Regions from separate parts of the Mus musculus genome. Here region 2 is linked to region 1. Evidence: chromatin loops called from intact Hi-C (ENCODE). Cell type or tissue: heart. All regions are shown on one strand. Each heading gives the region's core, and the rest is flanking DNA. Links, peaks and the distances in the headings are about the cores only. Region 1 overlaps Lamb1 (laminin B1). Region 2 holds the start of Dld (dihydrolipoamide dehydrogenase).

Evidence for each region. Peaks named below come from ENCODE experiments on the same cell type or tissue, not always from the same donor. Only the 100,000 strongest peaks of a DNase experiment are listed, where the experiment ranks them.
Region 2: it touches region 1 in a loop (5-fold over the local background); 3 of 42 quality-filtered maps call a loop at or near these places.

What each region holds. Positions count from the first base shown.
Region 1 is chr12:31,271,515-31,279,514 of GRCm38, forward strand. It overlaps Lamb1 (laminin B1), which reads left to right. Exons shown (of 33, transcript NM_008482.3): 4 at 916-989; 5 at 6,948-7,136; 6 at 7,222-7,285. Among named protein-coding and RNA genes, the nearest start is that of Lamb1, 10 kb to the left of the region's middle. In heart, for the core only: no CTCF peak of the experiment used is centred there; DNase peaks (open chromatin) are centred at 87 and 4,117; H3K4me3 peaks cover 781 bases; H3K27ac peaks cover 1,155 bases.
Region 2 is chr12:31,339,877-31,357,156 of GRCm38, forward strand. It overlaps Dld (dihydrolipoamide dehydrogenase), which reads right to left and starts at 11,595. Exons shown (of 14, transcript NM_007861.5): 1 at 11,425-11,595; 2 at 9,721-9,799; 3 at 4,947-5,026; 4 at 3,499-3,567; 5 at 2,868-2,937; 6 at 1,502-1,602; 7 at 988-1,131; 8 at 404-505. The coding sequence starts at 11,463. In heart, for the core only: a CTCF peak has its summit at 11,654; a DNase peak (open chromatin) is centred at 11,565; H3K4me3 peaks cover 1,514 bases; H3K27ac peaks cover 1,265 bases.

The DNA of each region.
Region 1 (8,000 bases), core at 1-8,000:
CTTTTTCCCCCTCGGTCGGCTTGGCCATTTTCCAGCAGGCAAGTTTATTTCAAAAGGTCCTACTGACTTCCTGAGAATATACCAGCTGTAGCATGATTCATTCTGACACATTCCTGTCTTCCAGACTTCTTTGCTTGGGAGGATGGGCCCCGGGGGCATCTCCTTACAGGGACTGTAGATCAGTCCTCTTAAGCCAGGGCGGCTTCTGCGGGGTCTCTGGGGGGTTAGGGGAGGAGCCTCTTCTCCCTGGAATTCCAGTGGCTTTTTTAGTGTGTTCAAGTGGGTCTCTGACCCTCAGGGCACCATGCACCGTACAGCTTTGTTTGTGCAGGCTTTTCCCCTGGAAGGGGAGAAGTTTGTGTTTGTTCAGGGACAGGCTGAGTTATCTGATGGGTTCTTTGCCTCAGAGGCAGAAGTGTATAGTGGAAGGTCGCTTGCTTGCACCAAGGATGAGTTTCCCTGACTTGGCACGCGTCACCAGGTGTGATGCTCACCTGCTTTCTTTGCTGTCAGTTGGGGGGCGGGGGACATGTAATTATTTGTATTTCTTCTGTGTCTTTGCAGACTGACCCCCTACTGTGCACTGCAAGTGTGTGTTGGGGGAGGGGGTGCCTTTGGCTTGGAGGGTTGGGGGCAGTGGGTGTGGCTTCCCGAGCAAGCAGTATTGAGAGGGGCCTTCTGCCAGATGTCTGCGGCAGTGAACAGATCCAGTAAGCAGAACTCCAGAGTGATTTATGGAGAACTAAAGAAGTGCAAAGGATGCCCCCTCCAGCCCCACCCTCACACTAATAACTTCAACTCCAGTTTTAAGACACAAGGGGAAACTTGTATGAGGGGTTTGAGGACCATTTAAGAAGCTGTTCAGAGGTGTTCCCCGTTGGTCTCACCATTTCCTTTACTGCTGTAAAAATGCAGGTGTGGAGAACGTGACCATCCAACTGGACCTGGAAGCAGAATTCCATTTCACTCATCTCATCATGACCTTCAAGGTAAGGAATCCATGCTGTCTCGGATGCAGGCTCCAGAGCTGGGCGACTGCCACGTCCAGAGACAATGTTTCTTATGAGTTGGCCTAAATGAGAACTTAAATGTTAATTGTTGTCCTAAGTTGGGATAATTGTGTCCCTTTCAAAACAGGGACATGATAACTGCCCTTCACATGTGCTAGCTTAAGTAGATTCTTCATCCTAATTTATCTATAAACTTTTAATTAGAGACCCCTTTCTTTCTCCCATTGAGAAAGGCAGCACTTGACTCCCTTCCAAACCACGATAAAACATTTGCAGAGTGCATCTCCGATCCTTCATGGTTAGAGTCTACGGCTGAATTTGGTAACTGAAAACAAAGTAATGTTTCAAGTCTTAGGTTCCAAGATTTTGCCAAAACTGGGGGAAGAGTTTTACAGTTTCTAAAGAAAAATGCATGCCTTTTTGAATGCAGTTTTTTTTTCCCCCTCTCCATTTTTCTTTTCAAGATGTAGAATGACTCTAGGACTAGGGAATGTCTCTATACAAAGTGCCTTTGTTGCTGAAGCAGCTGCCTGAAAATGACAGGCTTCACATGGCTCAAAGTACACGTTGGCACACACAAAACTCATGATTTAATTATTGCTCCCCAGATGAAGATCACCTTTGGGTAGTTTTCAGTTGGAGTTGGGGACTTGCTGGCATCCTCTCAGATTAGGAAAAGGGGCGGAGGATCAGTTTACCTTGCTGGCAAGGAACCATGGAAATCTCGCTTCTGTCTGGTACCCAAGTATGAGAAGCAGAGGAGGAGCAAGGGCAGGCGTGGGAGTCAGAATGCAACTAGGAGGGGCATCAAGCTCTGTGGTTCCCAGGCCTCTGTACCTCACCCCTTTGCTGTCCCCCAGTGGTCCACTGTGACTGATGGGGCAGGCAGGGTGATGGAGACACCAAATGCAGCAGACAGTGGTTGGATAAGGGCTATTACTAGCTTATCAGGGACTCCTTGCTGCCTGCGGTCTCCATTCATGGGCCACACTACACCTTAGTGGTTAAATTTAAACTCTGTCCCACATGAAGATGTCATTTTTATGTTTTGTGACCTTTAAAATATTTACAGTCCTCTTTATTGATGTTCGTGGCACCATCTTACTTTGGAGAGAGCATCTGCTACACAGACATGGATGGCTCTGAGTTCATTTATGCTCAAAATCCTTAGAGTGCATATTCTGTGGAATAGTGGGCCAGAGATGAGATTCTGTTCTACACCTAGGTGCTGAAGGTTAGTCTGAGAAGGTGCTGAGGTGTGGACTGTAGGTACAGGATGTGGACCTCAGCATGAAGGACAAGGTTCATCCTTCCAGGTTCCAGCTTCTGTGAGACAGCAGGACCCACGCCAGAGCCGCGTTTGCCATGCTCTGGGCCGGCTAGTCTGTTAGCTTGTATTGTGAGAAGACTTTTCCTTGGGAAACAAAACACGTTCATCTACTCATACCCCAGATAGGAAACCCCTGACAGACCAAAGTACCCGTGCTGATGCTACCAGAATCCAGCGCATTGGTGAACCAGTGAGTTTTATTGGAGTTACAGGAATTGATGGGAAAGTAACAGTTACTTATAGAAATGTGGGTGAGGGGTTACTTACAGGAGCAGAAATGACTCAGATAGTTGCAACTCCAAGGCCCACTTCAGCATTGATGACAGCTCACAAAAGCTGGGAAACCTGGAACCCTCTGCACAGCCTGCAGGCCACTGAACAGGTTAGAGAGCGTCCTTTCTGTGTGCCTCGGTTGATCTAAACCTCTTTCAGGCAGCTCAGCTAATTACTGCTTGTCTCATAGTTGGTTCTGTCTGAGAGTTTTCTTTGCTGCTTGGCTTGCTCCTCTCAGCTTATATTTGGGACCTAGAGAATCTGGTCAGTTTCAGGGACTTCCTGGAGCTGTTTTGAGTTGTTTCCCTTCCTGCTCAAGGAGCTTCCTTCAGGATGGAATCTTTAGTTTAAATCTTGGGAGGAAAGTATTACATAACAGCCTGGCATAAGGAAGAAACTTCAGGAGCGGAGACCAATCGTACCCTTTACCTGGGCCAGGAGGGGTGAGAAAGATTTCAGAGGGAAGATATAAAGGAAAACTGCCATTGGTCTGAGAACAGTGACCTTTGCTGTGCTCTTTGGGCAAGGCTTGTTCAATAAGTACTGCATCCACTTGTTTCAAGGTCAGGGAGGTGAAGAAAGTAAGTATGGAGAAGCAGGTCCCAGTCAGCAGGACCTCAACTCTTTGCTGAGGAGTGGGAACTTCATAGGCAGTAGGGAGCCACAGACTTGGAGGTCACAAAAATAATTTTGCAAGGAAACCCGCCATGATGGCACCAAGCCCGAACTTCAGAAGTTGGGTCTCGGTGGGTTCAAGACCAGCCTGATCTATATAGCAAGTTCCAGGCTAGACTGAGATACATAACCACAACGGGTTTTGTTTTTGTTTATTTTATTTTATTTTATTTTATTTTATTTTATTTTTGAGCTGTAGATTACAGGGCATTTTAAATTTCCAAATGTCAGGAGCTCACCGGTCCTTGGAACACTTGACTGTGTATCCACATGCTTCTATACCCCACAACGCTTTGCCCTGGCTGCTCTGAGAACCGCTGCAGAGAAGAGGAGGCCCCTACTTCCTGCGAATGGTTGCTTGGGTGCTTTAGAATCTGAGGCTGACCTTGAAGTGGAGAAGGCGCGGAGGCAGGTCAGGGGAAGGAAAGGGTTGTGTCCAGGATAGCCGGGAAGTTGAAGTCCTTAGGAAGATGTGGGTCTCCCTAGCAGTACTGTAAAGGAAAGCGGGGACAAAGATGAAGAGCTCATGTTTATCCTCAACCACTCTGGCTGTGGAGGTGGCTGCTTACGAGGTGGATTAGCTTGTTTATATGCATGTGCCAGTATGTTGTTGTTATAGACAGATGTTTCCAGTCTCTCCTGGTTATTATGCGTTCAGCGGTCCCTGTGCAGCCCTAGAAGGGGCCCGAGAAGGTTGGTGACTAAGTACGGCGGTGGGAGTGGGGAGAGGCTTCCGTCCTTTAGGTGAAGTGTGTGGTTCCGGTTTCCAGCAGCTTCTTAACTCCACAGGAAATTGGATGACTGGGCAGGGTCCCTTGGGATTTAGAAGTTTCCAGAAAGTGAGAGACAAGGCAGCACAGCCAGGACAAGCAAGCTTCTGTGTGTTTCTTCTCTGCTGTCTAAGGATGCGGAGATATCTGACTAGGTGTGCCCCGCCCAAGCCTCTTAGGCCTTCCCAACTGGGAGCGTGGCCTCATGGGATTGGCCATGCCTGCACACCTGCCAGTCCAGGTTCCGATGGTCAGAGCAGCTTCTCCGTTCCCCTTCTAAAATCCTTAGTCTACAGTTCTCTGCAGTTTGATAGAAACATCGTTTTCTTCTGCCTTGCCTCCGTCAGGCAGGGTTATCAAGGATGCTAGCAAGTAGGTTAGCAGATTTTTGCTAGTTCCCAACATCAGGCTCTGTAAAAGCTCTGTCTGCCAAGTGATGATCTTACTTAATTCAGGAATTCATATTTACTTAAGCTCTGTTTTCTAGGCTGGCTGAACTTTCCTTTGACTTTTCTCCACGGCAATCTGGCTTCCTCTTCCTAAAGTGCGCACAGCATGTTCATGGCTGGGAAGCATCTGCCCGTGGCCCATTTCCATCTGCATTCTTTCTTACGTTTTACTCTTGACTGTGTCCTTCATGGCCTCCTGAAGTCCTCGGTGTGTTTTGAGGGGTTTGTCTTGTTCCTATTCCTCCCCAACCTTCTGCCTGTTCGCTTTTCTGCTTAGGCCACTGGCTGGGGAGGAGGAAGGTACGCATGCGTGAGCACACACTCGGAGCTGAAGCGAAAGGTGGTGACTGTTGCCGGCTCCTGTTCTCCCGTGTCCAGCCTGTTGGGCATTTTCCTAGAGTGCTGGCCTTTCTCTTGCCATTGGCTTTGTTGGAGGAAATTCAAGTATTAAGTGATCGCAGTGACTCCCAAATCCACACTGCAAAGCTGAATGCCATGCCCACATATGGCTGCCCTCAAACGAGGTTGAGAGGCTCGCTGCTCGTGCCATTTTCAGCCCAGCCACCCGTGCTTTGGGGCCTATCTGCTTCTCCTCTAAGATCTAATAGATCGAGTGTATGTAACTCAGTGCAGTGTGCTGTCACTAACAGGACAGTAGACTTCATCTCTCTCTGTCCATGTTATACCTTTAGAGTGTGAGACCTTCTTCATCTTTTCTTTGGTTCCTCTGCTTCTTGTCATCTTCCATGTTTAATGACAGTGCTGTCAGAGTTATTTTCTATGTATAAGCTTTCATTTTGTTAGGTCCCATAAATCTTTTAGTGTTCTCACTTATATGGCAAAAAGGCAAAGAAAGTCTGTTAGCATGTCAAACAGTAATGCCCCCCTGTGCTGCACTGGGCATTGAACCTGGGGCCACCCAGAGCTGAATCCCCAGCCCGAGATCCAGTTTGATGTCATCCCTCTGAAATAGTCTCTGGTTTTTGTTTTTCCTTTAAAACTACTTACTTTTGTGGTACAGTATGCATATCAGTATTCCCCATTCTTATGTGTACCACTCAGTGATGTTAGACATACTCAGGATAGCGCAAGACTATCACTGCTGTCAGTTTCCAGAACTTTGTCATCACCCTAGATAGGAACTTGAACTAGTCACTAAATAGTCACCCCTGCTGTCTCACCCCTCTTCCCCATGACCCCTTTCCATTCCCATCTAAAACCCTAGGTGTTTCATATACATGAAATCATAATATTTGAAAATGTATATGGCTTATTTCACTTAGCACAGTGCCTTCAAGGTCCTTGTATGTTACAGAGAGTATGGCATCCCTTCCTTTTGCAGCTAAATTAGTCTATTGTATTTATCACATTTAGTTCTTTCATTAATTTATCTACTTATTCACTTTATATCCCATTATACAACCCCTCCTTCCAGCCCTACCACAGTTCCTGCCCCCTTTCTTCCCTCACCTTCTCTGAGAAGGCAGAACCCCCACCCCCCACCCCCAATCACTCTCCCATCCCCACCCTTGGTACATCAAGTCTCTATAGGACTAGGTGCATCCTCTCCCACTGAGGTCAGACAAGGCAGCCCAGTTGGGGAATGGGTTCCACAGGCAGGCAACAACTTGAGGGAGAGCCCCTATTCCAGTTGTTGGGGGACCCACATGAAGACCAAGCTGCACATCTGTTACCTGTGGGGGTGGGGCAGGAAATCTAGGTCCAGCCCATGCTTGCTCTTTGGTGGATGGTTCAGTCTCTGGGATCCAGAGGGTCCAGGTTTGTCAACTCTGTTGGTCTTCCCGTAGAGTCCCTGTCCCCTTCAGGTCCCTCAATCCTTCCCCCAACTCTTCCACAAGACTCCCAAGCTCGTCATTTGACTGTGGGTCTCTGTGCTTATTCCATTGGCTGCTGGGTGGAGCCCAGAGGACAGTTACTCTAGGCTCACATTGTGTTCTTTACCAGCTAATAGGCACTTTGGCTGTTGCCATTCTTGGGCTAGTGTGAGTAATGCTGCTTGTTTTCTCACATTTCCTGTGATGGTACTGTGGTGCTTGACATATTATTGTACAATGACTATGATTTTTATGTGTGTGTGCTCCTTATTAAACTGTGTGTAGCATATGGATGTTATATAAGCCACAGGCTATATCATCTATGGAATGATTAAATGAAGAAGTGAGAAAGCAAGCATTCAAAATTAGTTCTCTCCTGGGCATGGTGGTTAATATACCCAAGTGTGTTTGCTACAAGGGCCTGTTTATAATCAGCTTCAAGAAGGAACAGTTTACTGGTCTACCAGGTGGTTGCTACAAGTGCGGCCTTTCAAGAACAGTCTCCACAGAAATACCAAGCACACAGTCAGCTTAGGCACACAGGAGGGACAAAAGGACAGAGTAGCAAGCAGAACCATGGAATGAGACTTTCCTCCTGCTTTTAGACATTCCGCCCAGCCGCCATGCTGATCGAGCGGTCTTCTGACTTTGGGAAGGCTTGGGGCGTGTACAGATACTTCGCCTACGACTGTGAGAGCTCGTTCCCAGGCATTTCAACTGGACCCATGAAGAAAGTGGATGACATCATCTGTGACTCTCGATATTCTGACATTGAGCCCTCGACAGAAGGAGAGGTTTGTATGCCTCTGATTGAGTTCTCTACTTGCTAGTCTGCCTTTTGATCATTGCAAAAATACCAACCCTCTGATCTATTTTTAGGTAATATTTCGTGCTTTAGATCCTGCTTTCAAAATTGAAGACCCTTATAGTCCAAGGATACAGAGTGAGTTTGTTTTGAAATACATGCTTTGGTGGGAAACAGTACTTACGGAGGGTCTCATCCTACCCAGTGCTGTGTGGCCCGATATCTTGATACTCAGTCCTACATACACCTAGATCTTCTTCCTTTCTTTGTGGTCTTCCAAAAAAAAAAACCCACTTCAAATTACCAGTAATCAGGCTTCACTGATAAGAAACACATTTTGACTATGTCAGCAGAACTCCAAAAATCAGACTGACCATGCCACCTTCTGTTTTTGATGCTCAGTATATAAATTAGAGTACAGATTAAACTGCTGTAATCAAACACCCCCTAAATATAGCTTCTGGAATAAAATAGATGTTTCTTTTGCTTGTATGAAGTCAGCATGAGGGATGTTTAATTGTATGTCTGTGGGTATTTTACCTGTATGTATGCGTACCATGTTCATGCCTCATGCTCTCGTAGGCCAGAGGAGGGCATCTGATCCCCTGGACATTGGAATTATAGAGAGTTGTGAGCCACTGTGTAGCCTGGAAATCAAACCCAGGTCCTCTGGAAGAGTGGCCAGTGCTTTTAACCACTTAGCCATCTCTCCAGCACTTGGAAGGATTCTCAAAGAAGAACTACAGCTCAGTTGCCATAGTTAGTCGCACTGTATAAAATACAAGATGCTATCCAGTTAGATTTGAGTGACAGATGAATAACATGTTCTTTTTTAGTACCCTTGTAACATTTT
Region 2 (17,280 bases), core at 3,791-11,790, 72 kb after region 1:
ATGCCTGGCAAACACAGAAGAAGATGCTCACAGTCAGCTATTGGATGGAATACAGGGCCCCTAATGAAGGAGCTAGAGAAAGTACCCAAGGAGCTAAAGGGGTCTGCAACCCTATAGGTGGAACAACAATATGAACTAACCAGTACCCCCAGAGCTGTGTCTCTAGCTGCATATGTAGCAGAGGATGGCCTAGTCGGCCATCATTGGAAAGAGAGGCCCATTGGTCTTGCGAAGATTATATGCCCCAGTACAGGGGAATGCCAGGGCTAGGAAGTGGAAGTGGGTGGGTTGGAGAGCAGGGTGGGGGGAGGAAATAGGGGGCTTTGGGGATAGCATTTGAAATGTAAAGAAAATATCTAATAAAAAATTGCCTTAAAAAAAAGAAAAGGAAAATCCTTCTTACCAGTTCCACACCAATTACTCCTGCCCCAATAACAACCAGCTTCTCTGGAACTTTTTTTAAGGATAAAGCTCCTGTAGATGACACTATAGTATCTTCATCGATCTATAAAAAGAGCAAAAACAACAGTCAGAATTACTTGTGAAAACCTAGTATGACATTATCTTGATGTCATCCAATAAAATTTTACATCATTTATTTGCTTTGATGCTATCTATAGATATATCACAACTTCTTTAGCATTCACAATGCTACTCAGAAATGTTATCACTTGACAGAGACAGTCTTGCTATGTAGTCCTGGCTGCTAACCCTGCTAACCACTGACCCCATAACAATCTTCCTTTCCTGACTCTGCCTCCCACATGCTGGGATCACAGACACTCACCACCACGTTGTTTACCTTTATGTTAAACTTAAATATATTATAAAGTGTTCTATATCTTATCATAATCACTACAAAATACAGAGAAGTAACTCTGCAATGCTAAATGGTTGCCAAATTAGTGTTTCAGTCAGCATTTATAAACAGCATAAACTTATAAAAACCTGCTAGGTTGTAAGAGATGAATCAGGAAGCATAAATACCGTGATTCCAGGAAAAGGAGTAACTTCTGAGCCCGTAGCTACAAGGATGTTTTTGGTATCAATAACCTGAGTGCTGCCATCGGCTTTTGTAGCTGTAACTTGATTCTTGCCGGTTATCTTTCCAAATCCATTGACGTGAACAACCTTTATAAAGTAATGTTTACAAATTCACAATGTTTCAATGTTTTCCTGAGTAACAGGAGTAACAGGAACAATACTCTAGGTAATACAGAACATAAAATTCCTTAAAAATATACAATGCATGTAGCAGCAAAACACTATCTCAGAGACAGGTGTTTAAGGGTAGTGTAATTTTGGATTTTCTTTTGGTTTTTATTCTTTATAGGGTTTGGATTATAATAAACGCATTACATTAATTTTTAAATGTTTTAGTACTATTATAAATTAAATCAATATCCCACAGCAGGTCAAGATCATAAAACATGGCTATTAGCACAAAGCAATTATTTCATGTATATGTAAAATAAAACAGATCTGAGCACTGGACACCAACCTTATTTTGTTTGAATAAGTGAGCAATTCCCCCTGTTAATGCTTTTACTGCAGAATGCTTCTGCTCCATCATCTTCTCTAAATTCAAGCGAACTTCTGGTACTGTAATTTGTTAAATAAATCTTTTCATTATTTAAACTATGGAAGCAATATGTGATAGTTCCCAAGATCTGAAAATATTCATCTTAATGTTGATAAGACTTTGAAAAAGATAGCATTCACTTCTAAAACTTAATGACTGTCATGACCACACCTAGCAAAACCACATCATCAGGTCAAAATAACAGACCCTATCAAGCACTGTTAAATGTGCATCTGTGCCAAAAATGCAGTCCAAAACAGAAACATCCTATTTTCACTGTGGCACATTCTACAAATACTTTATGATGGTTATTAGTCTGGAAGATAGATAAAGTAAAAATGACAAAGTAGAACATCACCTGAAATTATAAATAAAAACAAAGGTTAAAACTTCATGAAACAATAACAAATATATATTTGAATATTCCAAAATATGAAAAAGCATAATGAGTTTAATCAACTAGGTTTTAAATTCATTTAACTCAGAACATTAAAGCAACAATGTAATTCAACTCAACAGAACTGCAGAGGTAAAGACATAGCAATCAGTCCATGAAGTCAACACACAGACAGACTCTTAGACATTTCTGACTGACAAAGGCCACCAAGCTAACAGGAAAAGCTTGCCTATATTGCATGTTTCCTGACACTCCTATGTCTTCTAACATCAGGGTACTTTCACAGAGTGTGACATACCTGCTGTAACATACACACATCTAATGGACCTCCTACACAGCCTCTTTCAGAAACCTACTTCTGTAAAAAGAATGCCACAAAGTGCATTATGTCTGTCTTATGTATGTATTGTCAAATATGACTGGAGAAAAAGGATAAAAACAGCCCCCCAAAGACATGGTGACTGAAGACAAAACAAACTCCATGCAAATGTCATGAATGGTCTTCTCTCGGGCCTCTCTCTGTTCCCACTCCCTCTCTCTGCTCTTTTCACAGCTCAGGTGGCCACTGTCCACTCTCCTTTCAGTCTTACCTGCAATAGCACAGCAATCCGGAATCTAGCAAGTTATGAGGGAAACAAAAAACTGACTCTTCACTGACACACACACACACACACACACACCCCCAAAAAAAAAAACAGAACTTAGGAAAAAATGTGCAAAGGCATAGAAGCTGTGATGGTAGTCTGAAGTAAACATTCTATGTAAATCTCTCCAAATTTCAAGATTTTTATCTCAGTTATCCTTCAATAAATACCTGTTCACACACACATCAGTATTTACCAAGAAAGGTCAAATACATATGGTACTAACTATAAAAGGTATACTTACTTTCAATTCCCCTAGATGCAAAATCTTTTCCGTGGGCCATATGGTAATAATGAGAATTATTTAATAAAGCCTAAAAACAGTAAGGCAAATTTACCAAATATGCATAAACAGGCTCTGTCACAAGAAAGCACTTACAAAATTACATTTCTATTTAAAATAGTACATACTACTATACAAATTCATCTTTCCTTCTCACACAATTAACCTACGATAAATAATACTGACTAAAACGTCATAGACAAACAAGAATAAAAAACAAAACAAAGCTGCTATATTCTTTAAAAGTAAAACAATAAGAACACATTTCAAGGTGGCAGGTTAAAAGGGACCTGTTTTCACAGGCAAGAATTTTAAGAACAAAAATTTTACTATTATCTTTTCGGTAGCAATGGAAAACTAAAGAGAAAGCAAAAACAAAACCAGAACAAAAAAGTCTGGGACAGGAAGAACTTCCAGAATATATGACATTCAAGAGGGTGTCAGCAATAGAAGAGTTACACAAAAAAAAAGTCGCATAAACATCTTCAGATTCCTTATAAGAACTGTATTAGACTACAAGTTGGTCTCCGTACATCTCTGCAGTCAGCAGCTAATAAAAAGCAATCTTGCAGCGTGTGAAACGCATGCTTACCTTTGAAGGAATACAACCAACGTTCAAGCATGTTCCACCTAGTGTCTCATTTTTCTCAATGCAGACTGTCTACAATCAAAGAGAACATTATTTAATAACAGGTAACATGCATGTTTTATTTCACTAAGACTCCAAATATATGTCTTAATTGGTCTGTAAAGTAAGCTACTCAATCTGTTTCTTCAGACTCAAAGTGCCCTCTGAGGGCCAATCCTGCAGAGCCAAAGCTGCTGGAGCTCCATGATACAGGGCAACAACAGGATATCGGAAAGGAGTCTCAGTGAAAAGTCAGTATTGATGGTGTAGCAGAAGCCAGAGGCCTAGAAGCAGACCGATGATTCACTGCAACGAACATCTGCCAAGTAAAGCTGTGTGGACAGAAGGGTGAACTGTGGGACACTGGCACACAAGTAAAGATGTACAGACACAAGGGTGGACTGTGGGACACTGGCACACAAGTAAAGCTGTGTGGACACAAGGGTGGTCTGTGGGACACTGGCACACTACAGCTTCCACAAGATGGTTTTCTTTTTTTATTCTTTTTTCAATTTCTTGGGGGAGGGGGTTGCAAGGGCAGAGGAGGGAATGGAGAGATGAGTGGGATTGGGGTACATGATGTAAAATTCATTTGGAATCAATAAAAAGTTTTTGTTTTGTTTTTTTTTTAAAGAACCCTTTGGGCTGGTGAGATGGCTCAGTGGGTAAGAGCACCCGACTGCTCTTCCGAAGGTCCAAAGTTCAAATCCCAGCAACCACATGGTGGCTCACACCATCCTCAACAAGATCTGACTCCCTCTTCTGGAGTGTCTGAAGACAGCTACAGTGTACTTACATATATTAATAAAATAAATCTTAAAAAAAAAAGAACCCTTTGAATTTTATCATCTGAATAATAGAAACTAGGCTAATTCTAGAGTGAATTATTCTAAAAAGATTTTTGTCCAACATTACCATATTGTTTTACTGTTAACACTGTTATCTCAAATATATTTACAAACCAAAATGAAGTATTTCAGAAAAAAAATAGCTGGCTTTTCTATACCATGAGACTTCTACACTCAATAAAGCCCATCAATATCAGGTTTACAAATAATCAATAGTTAAAAAGAATAATTTCCTGAGCTTGACAGGTGGCTCAGTTGGTTAAGAGAAGTAGCCACTCTTCCAAGGGACCTGGGTTCAATTCCCAGCATCCACACAGCAGTTCACAACTGTCTGTAACTCCAGTCCCAAAGGATCGGATGCCATCTTCTAGCCTCATGTGGGCACCACATGCGTACAGTGCACAAACACACATGAGTGCATATAAAACATCCAAAGATAAAGATGTTTTTTTTTAAAATATTTTAAAAATTATTTTCCATGTGTTTACCTGCAAAGTATTTTGTGACTAAAACCAGCTTGGTCCATAATAAAACAAAGCAGCCTCTACTTCAGGTCTACCTTACCTTAAAGCCTAACTGGGCAGATTTGATGGCAGCAACATATCCTCCAGGGCCAGAACCTATCACTGTCACGTCAGCCTCAACTGTAACAAGAACAGATTGATATAAAATGGTAAATTACTAGCATTTACCAAAATACTCCAAATAATCAGCATGTTCAATATGCCATTATTTTGTTCCAAGATGTCTGGTGTACTCTGATGCATCTAAAAATGGCACAACATTTGAGATCCCACTTTTATCTTGTAGTCATTATAAGATATGTAAATACAACTAAGTCCTAGGTTATGAACCCTATCTATATCCAGCTGCTACTTACTGGTTATTGTATGACAGATGACATAACTCCCCTATAACATAAGGAGGGCAAGGATGACATAAGAGGTTCAGAAATAAACTGACTAGCCTCAACTATCTAGTTATTGACTCCACCTTTGGTATTATTCTTCCTTCTATTTAATACAATCACATTCTTTAGTTTCAACCTTCATATATTAAAATCACAAAAAAAGCAAAGCTTTCAACCATAATGAGGTGACCTTAGGTGAATAATTTGACCTGCTTCATTTTAACCGCTCATCTGCAAAATAACCACACACACACACACACACACACACACACACACACACACCTTCCTTTATAGTGAGAATACAGAATGTTGAGGGCTGAAAATGGTTTAAACTGTCACTAGCCTTAATCTCCAAGTTATTTTGCAAACGTCTCCAATAAATATGATATACTCACTCTTATTCCAAAGTGTTCATCATCTGAAATCTTAAATTGAAACAATTCACTTTCTGAACATAATCTCAAAAACTTTTATTAGTCTTTAAGAATAAAAGAAGGATTTAAACAATTCTATTTAATAACTATAGAACCTTAGTTGTATATGACATAAGTTCAAATAATAACTATACAACTCAAATTTTTTTTTAAAAAAAGATTTATTTATTTATTTTATGTATATGAGTACTGTAGCTGCCTTCAGACACACCAGAAGAGGGTATTGGATCCCATTACAGATGGTTGTGAGCCACCATGTGGTTGCTGGGAATTGAACTCAGGACCCCTGGAAAAGCAGCAGTCAGTGCTCTTAACTGCTGAGCTATCTCTCCAGCTCCCACAACTCAAATTCTTAAGTAAAAAAAAAAAAAAATTCAGTTATTTGAGCACCAAAACAACATATGAATGATAGTGATGATGTCTATAGTCCAAAGTTGTTAATGACCAAAGAAAATACATGTCAAGAACCTAAGGTGCTGGGTACATACCAAGCACTCAGTAAATGTGGCTTGCTTTCTTAGATCTGCCTCCCACATTCTCTTAGGCCAGACTTTAGAGAATGAGCATCTAGCCTCAGTCCCATTCTGACAGCAGCCTATATTACTACCCCTTGTGCCAGATCTGACAAGGCAGCTCAGATATAATTTTCTCAGTCTTCATTAATCCCCCTGTCTGTTACTCAAACAACTCTACCTTGCTAGGTATAGCACCTACATCTTTTCAGTATTTCTCTAATCTCTTCTCCCACCCCATTCTGCACATCCATTAATACCAAGCTTCAGTAGTCAATTACATGCATAGAATTAGCTAGCCTACATATACACACTATTTCATTATCTAGAACTACATACTGACAGCATGCATTTCACAGGCCAAACACTAAGCTCTTGGAACATATAGTCACAATAATTACCCTGCCTCTTATAATCTGATTAGAGAAAAATAAAAAATTACCAAAGTCCAACCAGTAACCACAATGATATTTAAAATAAACTTGACCCTATGATGGCTCTGCTTAAAACACCTTACTGATTCCAAACTTCCTATCTGAGAAATCAACTCTCAAACTTCGATGTGTCAGCACTATGACTTTTTTAGTAGTTTAAATAGACTATGCTTCTTTCTATATTACAATAGTCACCCATTTCCACATATCCCTCTTCAGACAATGTCTGGGTTTCTTTTCTTGTTGATGTGACAAAACATAGTAACTTAAAAAAGAGTTTATTTGGGATCGACCACAGTTCAAGATACTTTAAATCCATCATGACAGGGGACACCAGGAGCTTGAAGAAGCTGGGGACATCACATCCATAAACAGCGATCTCAGCTCACTTTCTCTAGTTTATACAGTCTAGGATTCCCTGCCCAGGTAGTAATCCCCTCCACAATTAAAATGAATTTTCCCAATCAATTAATGTAATCAAGATATCTTCAAAGGCTAATCTAACCTCATGGGTAAGTCCCCAGACTTTTCTCCTAGGCGATGCCAGATGCAGGCAAGTTGACAATTAACAACAGTCATTACATATATAAACAAAAAATCCTCAAGAAAGAATTATGTAACCATTTCCTATCCACATACAGAGTTCATAAATCCCTATCCTTAGCCACTGGACTGTTTACCATGATTACAAGTATCTGTTAGATGTCTGTCTTCCTCAGGAGGACTGTGAAATACAAAGAAGCTTAATTGTGTCTGTTTAGATCACTGTTAATAACTTAGCACAAAACAAAAAAACAGCACAAAACAAAAAACTTAGCACAAAAATTAAATACTTATTGAGATACTGAATATAATAAAACAGTGAATGAAAATATGATGTAACTGCAACGAATCTGTGTCTGCTACAAGTGAACTACATCGTCCTTATCAATAGGAATAGAACCTCACACAGCCTGATGAATTTGCTTTATAAGAATATTCAAACATCTCTTAGGTGTTGAAACAGACATCCTATACAAGCTTTGATTTCCTCAAGCTGGTCAACCAATACACGTCTACGAAAGCAGAATAAAAACAATGGGTCAAGTGTCAAAAGAATTCTCCTACTTCTCTAAGAGCTTCTCTATTCATAACACAGGAAGGCTAACAGAGAAGTGTGGCCAAAGCAGGACAGGCACTAGAACTTAAGACTGTCTGAAACAAAGCTAAGCCCTGCATGTGTCAGATAAGAGTACTGGCGTTTTAGCTGGTACTACTCTGTATGGTGACCATGCTGAACATTCTGTGATACAGCAACTGAAACAGACAGGACTGCAGTTTTCTTTTATTCAGTAAGCAGGCAGTGAAGACCAACTGTGCCACCTTAGGTACTAAAGAAAAATCAGTCTTTGCCCCAGTAAAGCTTCTATTTTTGAGAGGAAAAGTTATTAAGTAAACAATTCAGCTTCATGTAAGTGTATAAAATTACTATTTCATCTATCCTAAAATATACTAATTTTATACTTATAATTTGACAATGTCAAGAGACACCCCCCCCCGAACCCCCTGATTAAAGGTTACTGTCTCTTAGTTTGTTTTTTTGTTGCTGTGATCAACATCATGACTAAAAGCAACTTAGGGAAGCCAAGACAGGAAGGAACCTAAAGGCAGGAACTAAAGCAGAAGGCCTAGAAGAATGCTGCTTACTGGATTGCTTAGCTTGCTTTCTTATATAGCCAAGGCCTACCTGCTACAGTGGATTGCACCCTTCCACTACACACATGCCCACAGGCCAATCTGATGGGAAGAATTCCTCAAATCGAAGTCCCTTTTCCCTGGAGACTCTAGTTTGTGTCAAGTAGACAAGAACTAACCAGCATGGACTCACTCCATAAAATCTAAGTGCCTGTGCAAAGACTGAAAATAGGAGGCTCTGATTACACCATAACATTCTGTTACACGATATCCAAGGCTGTCCTCTCATCTCCACACCTGCACTGTGGCATGCACACAGGGACTCATACATGTACACACATCCTAACACAGATCAAAATTAAAGAATAAAATACCTTTTTTTTTTGTTGTTTTGTTTTTTGTTTTTGGTTTTGGTTTTGGTTTTTCAAGACAGGGTTTCTCTGTGTAGCCCTGGCTGTCCCAGAACTCACTTTGTAGACCAGGCTGGCCTCGAACTCAGAAATCCACCTGCCTCTGTCTCCCAAGTGCTGGGATTAAAGGCGTGCACCACCACTGCCCGGCAATAAAATACTTTTAAATACAAATTTTAATGGGTTCAGTAAATGTATCACTTCAGTACTTTTTGTAAGTTAAATACCTTATCAAAAACCCATTTATCCCATTCCAAGTGCTTATAAAAAAAAAAACCAAAACACCTATCTTTTATAGAAAATTCAAAACTTCAAGAAAGCATTAAGAAGGAAATTATACACCCCACAGCTCCCTTCTCTGTATATAATAGTAGTCTTAAAGAATTTCATTCAAGATTTCAAAAATCATTATCATCACAGCTCTGAAACAACCAACACAATCTGACCCAATAGACAAAATTAATTCTTAAAAGCTGTAATACATAAAAATGCTCAACTCAAAACCCACCTGCAGTTCTCCCTCACCAGTGGAGTAAAATCCATGCTGTCTGCCTAGAAAGACTTCGGTGCTGGGGTCCCTCGACCTCTCTGATCTTATTCCTTGGGTTTTGCAAGCCACCTAGTCTTCGTGCTTTTCCTGGAGGTTCCCGAATTAAGATCCATCTGAGGCCTTTCTCACTGAAACAACTTTTCATATCCTCACTCCCTCCATCTCCTCGGAAGGCTTTCCTGACATCCTCTCACGGACTCCTAGTAACCTGCTTTAATTTTCAGTTTCTTCTCCAAACACTTAGAATACTTACGTACTGTTCACCTTAAGAACGGGCTTGGCCATGTTTACCTCTCGTAGCATACAGGGTGTACAGACAACAGTAAACAAGCACACAGATTAACACTACAAGTCACTCTAACATTCACTTTCCTCAGCTACTCGGATTGAAAACTGCTGTTATCAGGTACTTACTTGGTTGATCTGCATAAGTTCTTAAAGGAACTGAAGAAACTCCTTGTAGGCCATGAGATATCCGATTGAAATGGCCTTTCTAGAATAGAAAAAAAAAAGACAAAAGAAATTTTCCTGTTAAGTAAAATATAATTTTTAAAACAGGCTGGCAAAATAGCCCGCTGGCTAAAGGCTCCTGCCACCAAGGGTGACTTCCCAAGTTTAATCCGTGGGAACTATATGGTGGCAGAGACCTGACTCCCAGAAGCTGTCTTCTGGCATCCTTTCATCCTATGTTGCACGCTCATGCCCACAGGCATGTGCACAAGTAATACATGTAATTTAAAAGGTCGATGACAACTGGGGCAAATGTATCAAGCAATAATACTAATGGACTTTCTCTGCCGCAAACAGGTATCCTACCAATTTCCCTTTTTTGTCCATAATATTAAACTTTCACAATCTTACCTTGCCAGGTCTGCCTTATTATTATGAACATTCAATGAACCATTTCATATTAAATCTAATAAAAATATATTTAATGGCTTACAGTTTTATTAAAACTTCAGAAAGCATTGTTAATTTTATTGCCAAGGATCAGTTTAGTATTCTAATTAAAATCCCAAAACTTTGAATTCAGGTATTTAAGTATTTCAATGATATTCATTTCATCTGTCATTCTGCTTCCTAACAAATCTACTTAACAGTCTGTAATCACTTATAAGATCTATAAAGATGTTCTTAAGCCACCAACTGGACTAGGAAAATGTACCAACAACGGAGTGGCCTCACATTCTGGAAGTCCCACAAATTGCATCATAATCTCACACTCTCTAAGCAGTGTGACTACCATTTCCTAAGGCCAGGGCCACATAAAGAAAGCACACTTCCAGCTCCTATCACAGCGAGTAAGCAATGGACAGCAGCGACAATATACTCTGATGCAGCAAGGTTTTTTACTTGAAGACAACTTCTGCACCTGAGATCAAGATATGCCAACCAAAGAGGAACAAAGAACTGTCTGTACTGAGAGACGCGGCTCACCTTCTCCCTAAAACAGTGACATTTTGCGTGTTACATTAACTTTTAAAGACACAGACGGCTCAGCCGTGAAGAGTCTCATTTCTGTATTGTCCCTAAAGTTATCCTGCTACCCTGCCACTAGGCCTCATACATTCAATTTGGCAGCTGTCAATTGGCAGGTGAAATGGGAAAGTTGTTTGGACGACAAACCGCTGCAATTAAAACTATAAGCCCCAGGGCCTGACTGATGGCAGGGTGCACTAGTTTAGAGACGTGAATGAAAACAGATCCTTGGAGGAGGAACTCGCGGGACGGTGTGTTGGAGCTGACCACGTCTGGGCCAGTCGGGCCTCAAGGTTACTTCCCCGCCGTAGGAGAGTAGGCCACCCCCCGGGTCATTAGGATGAGGCGAAAGGTAGGAAGGGGCAGGCCGCGCGTGGCAAGGGTCATTTACTCCTCCCCGAAACTGGGGGAGGGCCCAGGCCCCTGGACCAGCGTCCGGGTCGTGTGGGGCTGCGGGCAGTCATTCCGCAGCAGGGCCCTCCCGAGCCCGGGCTCGCGCTCCCCGCTGCCTCGGGAGGCCGCACCGAGCCGGCATAGAGGCGGGGCCGCGGCGGTTCCCGGCGGCAGGCCGCGTCCGGGCCCACAGCGGGCGTCTAAGTGCCTGTGGTCCAGCATCATCCCCTCGCGGGCCGCCCTCACCTTGGCCAAGGAGCGGTACACACGACTCCAGCTCTGCATCGTCCCTCGGTCCCGTCCCTCCAACCAGGGGTTTTCACCTCCGCTGAACGCCTGGTAAGACTTATCCAAGGTCTCCCCACCCTGCGCCTGCGCAACATATACGTCATCGCCGAGGAGCAGCGCGATTGGCCCGAAAGGCAGAGGCTTTCCGGTCGCTTCGTCGTGCGCTGTCGTGAAGGGCGCTGCGCTTTGTGGCAGCTGGGGAATTGGAGAACTGTTGCTCAAATGACTGGAGTAGAGTTGCAAATTATCCTTGAAAGACGAACTAGATAAATAAAAATGTTGTTTCTTCAGTAAAGCCCACAGAAAGTAAAGTTTAAATAGGAAAGGAAGAAAAGTTTGACAACTTGACAAGCTTATGGTTGTGCTAGATATTCGTGGGCAGTAGGCTTTATCTAGCTTTACAAAAACCGTATGAACTGTTTGCATTTTCTGGATGGAGCCCTGAGAGGTTAAAGAAAGCAAAGGAGAGGTAACTGCAGCTCTACGAACAAAGGCTTTGATTTTAACGGCTGGTTTACAATCTCTGTTCTCGAAGGCAATGGAAAGGATAGGCTTGAACCTTTCTTCACCAACATCCTGTTCTGAAAACTGCGCTAACAAAAAGTATAGAAAACAAGCTCCCTTCTATTTTTGTATTTTGAAAGCACGCCTCCCTTGTAGAAGAAACTAGAAGGGTTGGGATGGTGGGTGAGGTGTTAGGTTTTCATTGAGAGTGCACCTAAAAGATTGCTAACTGTTGTCTATAAGATTGAGCACAGAGCCTGGCGTGGTGGGCTACGCCTTTAATCCCAGCACTCGGGAGGCAGAGGCAGGCAGATTTCTCAGTTCGAGGCCAGGCCAGCCTGGTCTACAGAGTGAGTTCCAGGACAGCCAGAGCTCCCTATCTCGAAAAACAAAAACAAAAACAAAAAAAAAAAAAAAATTGAGCACAGAGATTTAAGGTCTGATACCACTTTGTAATAACAGTCTCTAGTTTAAACCTTAACTCTATACTTCTCAAAAGTTTACAGCCCAGGCACTGTACTGAACTCCATAGAGTTAGGGATTAGATGAATATTACTTCTTACCTATCTATGCCCATTTAGAAGGAAAAAGACATGAATAAATGATTTTTTAATGTTATGACGAAAGCTAGCTGTTACCAAATATTAATCACCACCACAACCCCTTTTTGGTTTCTTGAGAGAGTGTCTCATGTGTCCCAGACTGGCTTCAAACTCAATATAGAGCTTAGAATGACCTTGAATTTATAGTCCTCTTGCCTTCATCTCCTGAGTGCTGGGATTACAGGTGCCCACCACCATGTGTTGCTGATTGCTGGGAACGGAACCCAGAGCTTCTAGTATACCAGGCAAGCATTCTTCACCTGAGTTACATCTTAAGCCCTTGTTTTCCCCTTTCATAAGATAAGAGATTGTTCAGCTGGACAGATGGGTATTCAGAATAGCATTGTCTTTTCCGGGTCCCATACAGCTAAAGGTAGACGTATGATCAAATACTGGTCAATGATCTCCATTTATTGTTGCATCCAACTCGACCAGCAAGGAAAACGCAACCACCGGTTCTTCTTAAAGCAGTTTACTCAGGCAGCTTCTCTCTTCAAATCCCCCGCCTCTCGGGGTACAAGTGTTTTTATCCACTCAAGCCATAACCACGCCTCAACCAATCACCACAGGTCACATCACCTCACCAGGAAGGCTTGCTCAGCCAATCAGGGATTAAGGGCTAGCCATCCACCAAATATGGGCTTGTTTACTGCCTGGCACAGATTTCCGTCTGGGCTGGCCAGGGAGTCTGGAATGGCTTCCCACAATTCCCCCTTTTATATTCTTTTGAAGCAAGCTCCGTGGGTGAAGATAGAGGTCTGATCCCCAGTGTGCAGAAATAGGGGCCATGTACAGGATTGACTCTTAGGCTCACAGGGTTTTACCCAGAGCAACCCTGACCTGCTCCCATGCCGTTTTTCATGGGGGAAGAACACTAGGACACTCAACCCTCATGCAATCAGACGTACCTCCCAGAGATTGTCAAACAGCGTCCAGACTAACTTCTGTGCAGTGCTTAGCCTTACAACCCTGCAGAGCGATGGCTTCATTGTTCATTCTTCATGGCAACAAGCCAAATCTGAGGTGACTGCCCTGCTTCCACTGTGGCAAAAGCTTGCACCACCATGGCGGCAGTGTGGACCTGGGCATTCTGCAACCAACACATACACCATACACACAACATGCATGCCAAAACAAGGGCCACAGCAAGGGCACCTATCTCAGCCCATTCTTTCCTGATGCCAAGCCAGGATCCACTCGGGTAGAATTCACAGCGACAATCGCCGAGTGAAGCTCATTCATCTTGCCATCAAAATTTGCAGTCCAATTTCTTAATAGGAATTTCTTAACAGGATCAGCTTCTTCATTTTGACACTGTCGCACTATTCACTCTGGAACCCACACTGGCTCTGCGTGATTCTGTGGAAACATGCAAACAGACCCTCTCGCCCAGCCCAACACAGGATCTGGACCATTCCATGATCCTGTAAGCACATCCCTCCATTTAGCATACCCCAGATTACTGGGGCTGGTATTAGCATGTCGTTCAGCAGCAGAGCGACCTTCCTTATCCAATTGTAAACATTTTAAGGTAAAAAGAGCTAAGGAGAGTCTTATTTTTGGGGGTATGGCCATAGCCTATTCCCTGTCTTTGTTTTATTAATAATTCTTTTAAGGTTCTATGTGCTCGTTCAATGATTCCTTGGCCTTGAGGATTATATGGCAGTCCGTGTTTAACTTGTACTTCCATCTGTTGACAAAAAGACACCAGGGTTTTGGCAGTATATGCAGGGCCATTGTCTGTTTTAAGTTGTTGGGGTTTACCCCAAGCTGCCCAGGCCTCCAAACAATGCTGTATAACATGGGAGGCCTTTTCCCCTGCCATGGGAGATGCATAAACTATTCCTGAACATGTGTCAATGGATACATGAATGTATTTGCCAAATTCTGAAAAATGTGTCACATCTATCTGCCACACCTGTAGAGGGAGCAATCCTCTAGGATGCACTCCATAAGAAGGTGGGTGTTGAAACTCAAGGCAACATACACAGGTAGTGACTACATCCCGAGCTTGTGCTCTAGAGATTCCAAATTTTCTCTGCAGAGTTTTAGCATTAACATGAATTTTAGAATGAAATTGTAAGGCTAACTCCATAGGGGATGCTAAAAATATGAACTCCATACGAGTACAATTATCCACAATATCATTTCTCCTACTTAAGGGTCCTGGAAGCCCACTATGGGCACGGACATGTCCAATATATAATGGTTGGCGTCTTTCCCACAGCAACTTCTGTAATTGTAAGGCCAAGGCTTGGATGGTACTAGGAGCTTTTATTTGGCCAGCCACTTGTAGGGATAAAACTAAATTAAGTACATATTGTGAATCTGAAATTAGATTAAAAGGAAAATCACAATCCTTAATGACTTCAATAACTATTTGTAATTCCACCATCTGTGGAGTACAGGGATAATACTGCCTGACCACAGGAACTTTCCTCTCTACTATATATACTCCACATCCGGTTTTTGATCCATCAGTAAACACGTTAACTGCATCCTTAATGGGTGTTTTCCTCACCACTTGAGGGAAAATGACTGGATGTTCCTTAAAAAAGGTCATTAACGGATGTTTGGTATAATGATTATCAAATGGGCCCTCATTAATACAGGCTAAAATAGCCCACTCATCAATATTTGCTGTTAGGACCTTTTGCTGATACCCATCATAAGGGATTACAATAGAGCTGGTTTTTATACCAAAAAATTGTAAACAATGCTGAATTCCCAACAAGGCTAAAAAAGCCACTGTTGTAGGCTTTGTAATGATCTAATGTCCTCCCAGCGGATATTTTGGAATGGATCCATAACAATGGGCCTTCTTGCCACAATAATCCTGTGGGTTGCATCTCAGTAGGTAATATTATCAAAATGATGGGTAACCCTTCTCTACAATGCTGAAGCTGGGCTTTAATCAATTCTTCTTCCACTAGGGTAAGGGCCTTTCTAGCCTCAGGTGTTAGTTCCCTTTTGGAACTTAACTCTGAGTCTCTTTCTAAAATTTGAAACAGAGGTTTTAATTTAACATTTGGGATCTTCAAATAGGGCCGAATCCAATTGATATTGCCTAACAATTTCTGAAAATCATTTAAAGTATGCAAGAAATCAACCCTCAACTGTATCTTTTGAGGCCAAACGGCTGTAGGAGTGAACCTTGCTCCTAAATAGGACACTATTTTTTAACAAATCTCTACCCCATAAGGTAATGGGCAGCTCAAGCACATATGGTTGAAACATCCCATCATGCCCTTCCTTATCTTTCCAAGGGAGCATCCTGGCACTTATGTCTGGGCTCTTTGCATAGCCCAGGCCTGGTAATATTTGTTCTGACTCCTGAATCGGCCATCCTTTTGGCCAGTCCTTAAACCAAAAAGCAGTAAGAAAAATTACCCAAATGGCTAGAAAAAGAAAGTAATCCATAGATTGTCCCTAGTACCCTCTTACTTTCACTACCCTCTTACTTTCACTTTCTTGTCTCCAGAGCCAGAGAGCCTTATTGTCTCTTACCGAGAGCCTGTCTCTTTACTGAGAGCCTTATTGTCTCTTACCGAGAGCCTAATTGTCTCTTTACCGAGAACCTAATTGTCTCTTTACCGAGAGCCTAATTGTCTCTTTACCGAGAGCCTAATTGTTTCTTTACCGAGAGCCTAATTGTCTCTTTACCATACACATCCTGTCGACAGACCCTGACTGCAGAAAGTTCTGAACCTCTTCGGTGGGAGAGTCGGTTCCCAGGTTTCGGCACCACTTGTTGCGTTCAACTTGACCAGCAAGGAAACCACAACCACTGGTTCTTCTTAAAGCAGTTTACTCAGGCAGCTTCTCTCTTCAAATCCCCTGCCTCTCAGGGTACAAGCGTTTTTATCCACTCAAGCCACAACCACACCTCAACCAATCACCACAGGTCACATCACCTCACCAGGCAGGCTTGCTCAGCCAATCAGGGATTAAGGGTGAGCCATCCACTAAATATGGGCTTGTTTACTGCCTGGCACAGATTTCCGTCAGGCCTGGCCAGGGAGTCTGGAATGGCTTCCCACAATTTATTGCATGTTAAATTACTTCTGATAATCTTTGATGGAATAACTCTCATTGTAGTGTATTTAAACCAATTCTAAAATTTGATACTTTTCCAATTAAAAGGTAAACTCGATTTCACCTCTATTGAATATGGACCAACCTTAGGCAAATGTTTCTTCTAATGAATAGAACGCAGCAGAAGTGATATTAGGTGACTCTCAGGCTAGGGACAGAAGCCCTCTCCTCCTCTTCCTCCTCCTCTTCCTCCTCCTCCCCTTCCTCCTCCTCCTCCTCTTCCTCCTCCTCCCCTTCCTCCTCCTTCTCCCCCCCTCCCCCTCTTCCTCCTCCTCCTCTTTCTGTTCCTCTTCCTCATCTTACTCCTCCTGTTCCTCTTCCTCATCTTACTCCTCCTGTTCCTCTTCCTTCTGTTACTCCTCCTCCTGTTCCTCCCTCTCATCCTCTCCTCCCTCATCTTTCTCTACTCACTTCTCTCTCCTCTCTCCCCCTTTCCCTCTGCCCTCCCTCTTACCTCTTTTCCTCTTTTTCTTTCTCCTCCTCCTTTTCTGTTCTTTCTCTTGCTTCTCCTCCTCTCTGCTCTCATCTTTCTCTTATCCATCTCTCTCTCTTCTCTTCTCTCTTCCACTCTGCCCTCCTCCCCTCTTTTCCTCCTTTTTCCTCTTTCATCCTT